Linked DNA regions of Homo sapiens: region 2 is linked to region 1. Evidence: read pairs that join two places in POLR2A ChIA-PET (ENCODE). Cell type or tissue: PC-9. All regions are shown on one strand. Each heading gives the region's core, and the rest is flanking DNA. Links, peaks and the distances in the headings are about the cores only.

Region 1 (2,925 bases), core at 234-2,733:
ACCATGTTGGCCAGGCTGGTCTGAAACTCCTGACCTCAAGTGATCCATCTGCCTCACCCTCTCAAAGTGCTGGGATTATAGGTGTGAGCCACCGCGCCCGGCTATATAGTAATAATTCTAATATTGCTATATTTTATCCTAATATTACAGTCTACTAATACTGCTTCTTTATGTTTTGGATGAATGAAAACACTGGTTTGAGAGTTCTGACAGTTAGTAGAGGGTAAATACATTGAGAGACATTAACTGGAGAGGCGATTTTAGATCTTAAATTAATAAGGAAATGGAAAAATTAAATAAAATCTTACTTTGCACGATAGGTAGTAAGTTTATGGAACTCATTGCCCTAAGTTATACTTAATAGGTTAAAGAACACTTACATAAATACAGAGACTTTTGTTGATGCATAGCAAATATTAGAATTTGAAATGAAAGATATACTTTCAAATAACTAGTGCTTCACAAAAGCAGAACAGAAGCTACAGCTGGGATACTGAGGACCTTACGGTTGAAAGTGCCCAAGCATAGACCAGGTTTCACTGTTTGGGATGTTGTAAAGAAGTTTCCAGTACTGGGTGATTTTTCAACTGCCTCCAAGGGTTCAAGTCTATGATTAGTGATCATTTTGTATGTTCATGATTTCCTTGCCAAAGAGATGTAAGTGAGCTGGAAAAATATAACTATAAAACGTTATTCACCATCATGGTATTCCCCATGGCATTGCTTCTGACTGACAAACTCACTTTGCTGCAAAGTAAGTGCAGCAGTGGGCCCAGGCTCATAGACTTCACTAGTCTTACCATGTTCTCCACCATACTGAAGCAGCTGGTCTGATGAAACAGTGGAATGTCCTTCTGAAGACTCAGCTATAGCACCAGCTAGGTGGCAGTACATCAGAGGGCATGGACAAGATTCTCTACAAGGCTGAATATACTCTGAATCACTGTCCAGTATATGGTGCTGTTTCTCCAATAACTAGGATTCATGAGTCCAGGAATCAAAGGTGGAAATAGGAGTGACTCCACTCACTATTACCCGCAGGGACCCACTAACAAAATTTTTGCTTTCTGTTCTCATAACCTTATGCTCTGGTGGCCTAGGGATCTCAGTTCCTAAGGGAAGAATGCTCCCACCAGGAGACACAAAAATGATTCCATTGAACTGGAAATTAAGATTGCCACCTGGCCCCTTTGAGCTTCTCATGACTCTGAATCAATAGGCAAAGAAGTGAGTTATAATATTATACTGGGTGAGGTGGCTGATCCTCGCTACAGAAGAGAAATTCAACTGCTACTCCACAATTGAGGTAAGAAAGAACATGCTTGAATTCCAAGAGATCCCTTAGTGTGTCACTGAGTATTACCTTACCTTGTGATTATAATCAATGGAAAGCTACAACAGCCCAATCCAGGAAGGACTACTAATGGCTCAGACTCTTCAGGAATGAAGATTTGGGTCATTCTACCAGGTGAAGAACCATGACCAAATAAGGAGCTTGCTGAAGGGAAAAGGAACATAGAGTGGCTAGTGGAAGAAGGTAGCTGTAAGTATCAGCTACAAGTGACCAGTTACAAAAAAAAGAGGACTGTAATTGTTATGAATAGTCCTCCTTATTTTGTTTAGAATGTGAATATGTTTTAAATATAATTATATTTGTACGTATTAAGAAAATATCTTTGATTTTCACTCTCTCTGATTCTTTTGTCATGTAACTGCAGATGTATTGACTTTATATCATAGTTAAGTATTGTTAATTTTCAATCATAGTATTTCAGTTACTAGACATCAAGGAGAAGAGTGAATTTCAAAGACTTTGCCTCCTTTTCTGGGGAAGGGGTTAGTGCATTTTTAGTGGTATGCAGGATAATTGTATCATGTTTGGTGAAATTATGACCTTGTTATTGCCTTTATTTTGAGGTTAAGTATGGCTTAAGGAGATGTGTATGGGTGACAAGTTGACAGAGGTGGACTTGTGATGATTAATTTTATGTGTCAATGTGACTGGGACATAGGGTGCCCAGATATTTGGTTAAACATTATTCTGGTTATATTTGTGAGGGTGTTTCTGAGTGAGATTAGCATTTGAATTGGTAGACTGAGGAAAGCAGATGGCCAGTGTTTTTAGCCTTCATCCAATCTGTTGGAGGCCTGAATGGAACAAAAGGCAGGGTAAGAGAGAATTTGCTCTCTCTGCCTGACAGTTTGAATTGGGATATCAGTCTTCTCCTACACTTGGACTGGGACTTATACCACTGGCACTTCTGACTTTCAGGCCTTTGGACTTGGACTAGAACTACACCACCAGCTTTCTTCCACCACTTACATCATCAGTTCTCCTAGTCTTGGACCTTCAGACTTGGACTGGAACTATACCATCAGCTTTCCCGGGTCTCTAGTTTACAGACCGTAGACCATGGGACTTCTCAGCCTCCATAGCCATGTGAAGCAGTTCCTTATAATCTCTCTCTCTCCATATATATATATATATATATATATGTGTGTGTGTGTGTGTGTGTGTGTGTGTGTGTGTGTGTGTGTGTGTGTAAGATAGATATCTCTCCTATATACACATATATATGTATATATCTCCTATTAGCTCTATGTCTCTGGAGATCTCTGACTAATATAGTTGATCAATTTTTGCATCCATTCAGCAATAAACAAATATTTACTGAAAGTTACTATGTGCCAAGTACTACCAAAATAGATGTGTGTTCTCCTCTACCTCTGTGTTTTCATTTCTCTTCCAGTGACTTCCTCTCAAGTTCCTGTCCTTGGGGAAGCAGCTTCGGACTCAGATAGATCTTGGTTTTTATTTCTACATCACTACTTACTAGCTTTATAGCCTTGAAGTAGCTCCTTAGGTCCTTTGGGTCTCAATTACATCATCTGTATAATAGGAATAATAATAATAATACCATTTAG
Region 2 (2,925 bases), core at 143-2,642, 71 kb before region 1:
GTAGTGACTTGTACGTAATGATTAATAGAAGGCCTCAGCTTTCCAGCTGAGGGAAATGAGAATGCCATTGGAGGGTTTTGAGTACAGCATGATGTGATCTGACATATTGTAGAAGAATTTTGAAGGCCACACTGTTGGGAATCATTGTATTGAAGCACAGGTGAGTCATGTAAAGTACTTAGAAGACAACTGCAATCATCCAGGCAACAGATGATGGAGTGCTCATACAGGGCTGGCAGAAGGGAAAGTGGTAAGAGGTGGTCTTGTTTTAGATAGAGTGTGATGGTAGGGGCAGCAGGACTTCTTGAGGAGTTGGTCTTTCAATGAATGAATGAATGAATGAATGAATGAATGAATACGAGTCAAAGACAGCCTAAAGGTGTTTGGCTGAGAAGCTAAAAGAAACTAGTCACTACCATCAGATTAAAGGGGATGCTGTCAGTAGAGCAAGATTTTGCGATAGGGGGAGCTCAAGAGTTCACTGTGAGATATTTTAAGTTTGAGAGGTCTATGAGCCATCCAAGGGGATATTTTACTTTGGATTAGAAACTTATTGTATCTACATGCACGTAAAAATTTTCCAAGTCTATAGTATATAAATATAAATATTGTTTCTTATATTGTTTAGTTCCAGGCCACGGACAACACAAGGTGCTTGGTGAGCTCTAAATGGTACCTGCTTTCTGCTGGTAAACATAAAATGAATTTGTGATGGAAAGAATTCACCCGTGAAGGCTGCCCGTCTCTGGGAAGAAGGAAGACAGGTAAAAAGAGTCATTTCATTTTTTAGGTTTTATTTGGAAATACTGCTATCATAAATTTAATAGTTAAATTCTTTGGCATATATTGAAAGGCAATTTTAGTATTTAGGCCTCATTATGCTGCCTCAGACTTCTTAGGCTTCCACATTGTCTCCTCAGTTAGCGGGATGGCTAGATCCTCAGCATCTTTCCGTTTCACGATAAAGAGTCCACTGACTTCACTATTGCTAAAACATCTTAAGCTTACTGTTCTGTCTCATAAAAATTCCAGAAATTGGCTTTGGCACTAGAAGAAATATAATCAATAAAAACTAATTATGTTACTTCCTCTCATCCGACATGCAGTTTTCTTGAATTTAAAATCAAAAGCTAAAATACTAACCCTAAAGCCTTGTGATGATACAAATTCCTGTTCTTGGCTATTGGAGGGAGAGAGGGGGATAATTTTAAGACCATCACATTTTGCAAATCAAAGCTCATGAGCTAGTACCTTTCAACTAGGTGCTTTGGCAGATGGTTGTTTCATCAATGATAAAAACTGGAATAGCAACATTTGTAAACTGCTTTATAGCTCATAAAGCATTTTTTATGTGCATTATCTCCTTTGATCCTTATAAACACTCTGTGAGGTCAAGTGTATAACTATTTATGTTTTCATTTAAAGAAACTGACTTCAAGGGTCTAAGTGAAAGCAAAACCTATATATCTGCACCCCTGCCCTTTTGCTCAAAATTGCTGGTTCTTTTTACCATATTAAGTTCCCTTAGAACTCTTCTAGAGAAGCACTGTTTGCTTTCCCATCATATGGGGCACAGCAAGTTAATAAATAGTTGCCACTTGTGCCACTTAGCATTCCCCAGATCCTTCTTTAGATGGAGTTAGATGGATGTAAATGTCTTAGACAACTAGATACTAGGAAGGTGTGTGTGTAAGTCCCAGTCACCTTTGTAAATGAACTTTATTCCAGAAACAGATATTCACACATTACCACAGAGGAAAGCTTAAAATTATAAGACTTGTTGGTGAGGCATGGAGGATTTTTATAGATCATTAAAGCACAGCAGACATTCTGGAGCAACATATCTCTCCCACGTGCAAGTCACAAACAATGGGTGTGTATGTATTCATGTGTTTGTAGGTGCACACACAAACTTGTATCCAGAGTGAAGGAACGAAGAAGCAAATCAGGAGATATTTAAAGTGTCCTTCCTACTATAGATTTTTTTTTTTTTTGAGTTGGAGTCTCACTGTTGCCCCGGCTGGAGTGCAGTGACGTGATCTTGGCTCACTGCAACCTCCGCCTCTTGGGGGGTTGTCATTGTTGAGATGAGACATGCCACTTTGGATACCTGTATTAATAGTGCTGAGGATGGCTTAATTGTACAGCAATAGCATAATAAGTATTTATAAAATTTTTAACAGTAAGTATTTAAAGTTAAAATAAAAGTGTAAGAATATATTACAGTTGGATTTCTAATGTCTTTATAGAATCAAACACTGGACTAAGTTATGAGTAAAAAATAAAATTGAATGGAAGAAGAAAAGGAATATTTATGTTATGAATTTAAAATAAAAGGAGGGCCAGGCTCGGTGGCTCACGCCTGTAATCCCAGCACTTTGGGAGGCTGAGATGGGATCACTTGAGGCCAGGAGTTCGAGATCAGCCTGGCCAACACGGTGAAACCTCGTGTCTACTAAAAATATAAAAAATTAGCCAGGCATGGTGGTGGGCGCTTGTAGTTTCAGCTACTTGGGAGGCTGAGGGAGGAGAATGGCATGAACCCAGGAGGCGGAGCTTGCAGTGAGCCGAGATTGCCCTACTGCACTCCATCCTGGGCAAAAGAGTGAGACTCCGTCTCAAAAAAAAAAAAAAAAATTAGCCTAGTATGGTGGCACATGCCTATAATTCCAGCTATTCAGGAGGCTGAGGCATGAGAATCACTTGAACCCAGGAGGCAGAGGTTGCAGTGAGCCAAAATTGAGCCACTGCATTCCAGCCTTGGTGACAGACTGAGACTCTGTCTCAAATTAATTAATTAATTAATTAATTTAATTAAATAAGATATAAGCAAACTCTGTGAATAAATGAAGTTGGCATGTTAAATGGCACTGCCAGGACAACCTAATGGTAAGAGACTTTTATCTTTGAAAGAGATATAAAGGA

Evidence for each region. Peaks named below come from ENCODE experiments on the same cell type or tissue, not always from the same donor. Only the 100,000 strongest peaks of a DNase experiment are listed, where the experiment ranks them.
Region 2: POLR2A ChIA-PET joins it to region 1 with 12 read pairs; 4 of 35 experiments call an interaction of 5 or more read pairs at or near these places.

The regions. Positions count from the first base shown.
Region 1 is chr5:52,962,327-52,965,251 of GRCh38, reverse strand. All of the region lies in intron 2 of ITGA2-AS1 (ITGA2 antisense RNA 1), which reads left to right. Among named protein-coding and RNA genes, the nearest start is that of ITGA2, 26 kb to the left of the region's middle. In PC-9, for the core only: a CTCF peak has its summit at 926; a DNase peak (open chromatin) is centred at 1,381; H3K27ac peaks cover 825 bases.
Region 2 is chr5:53,033,477-53,036,401 of GRCh38, reverse strand. All of the region lies in intron 2 of ITGA2 (integrin subunit alpha 2), which reads right to left. It overlaps LOC124900974 (a long non-coding RNA gene), which reads left to right and starts at 634. Exons shown (of 2, transcript XR_007058767.1): 1 at 634-764. In PC-9, for the core only: a CTCF peak has its summit at 458; no DNase peak of the experiment used is centred there; H3K27ac peaks cover 1,475 bases.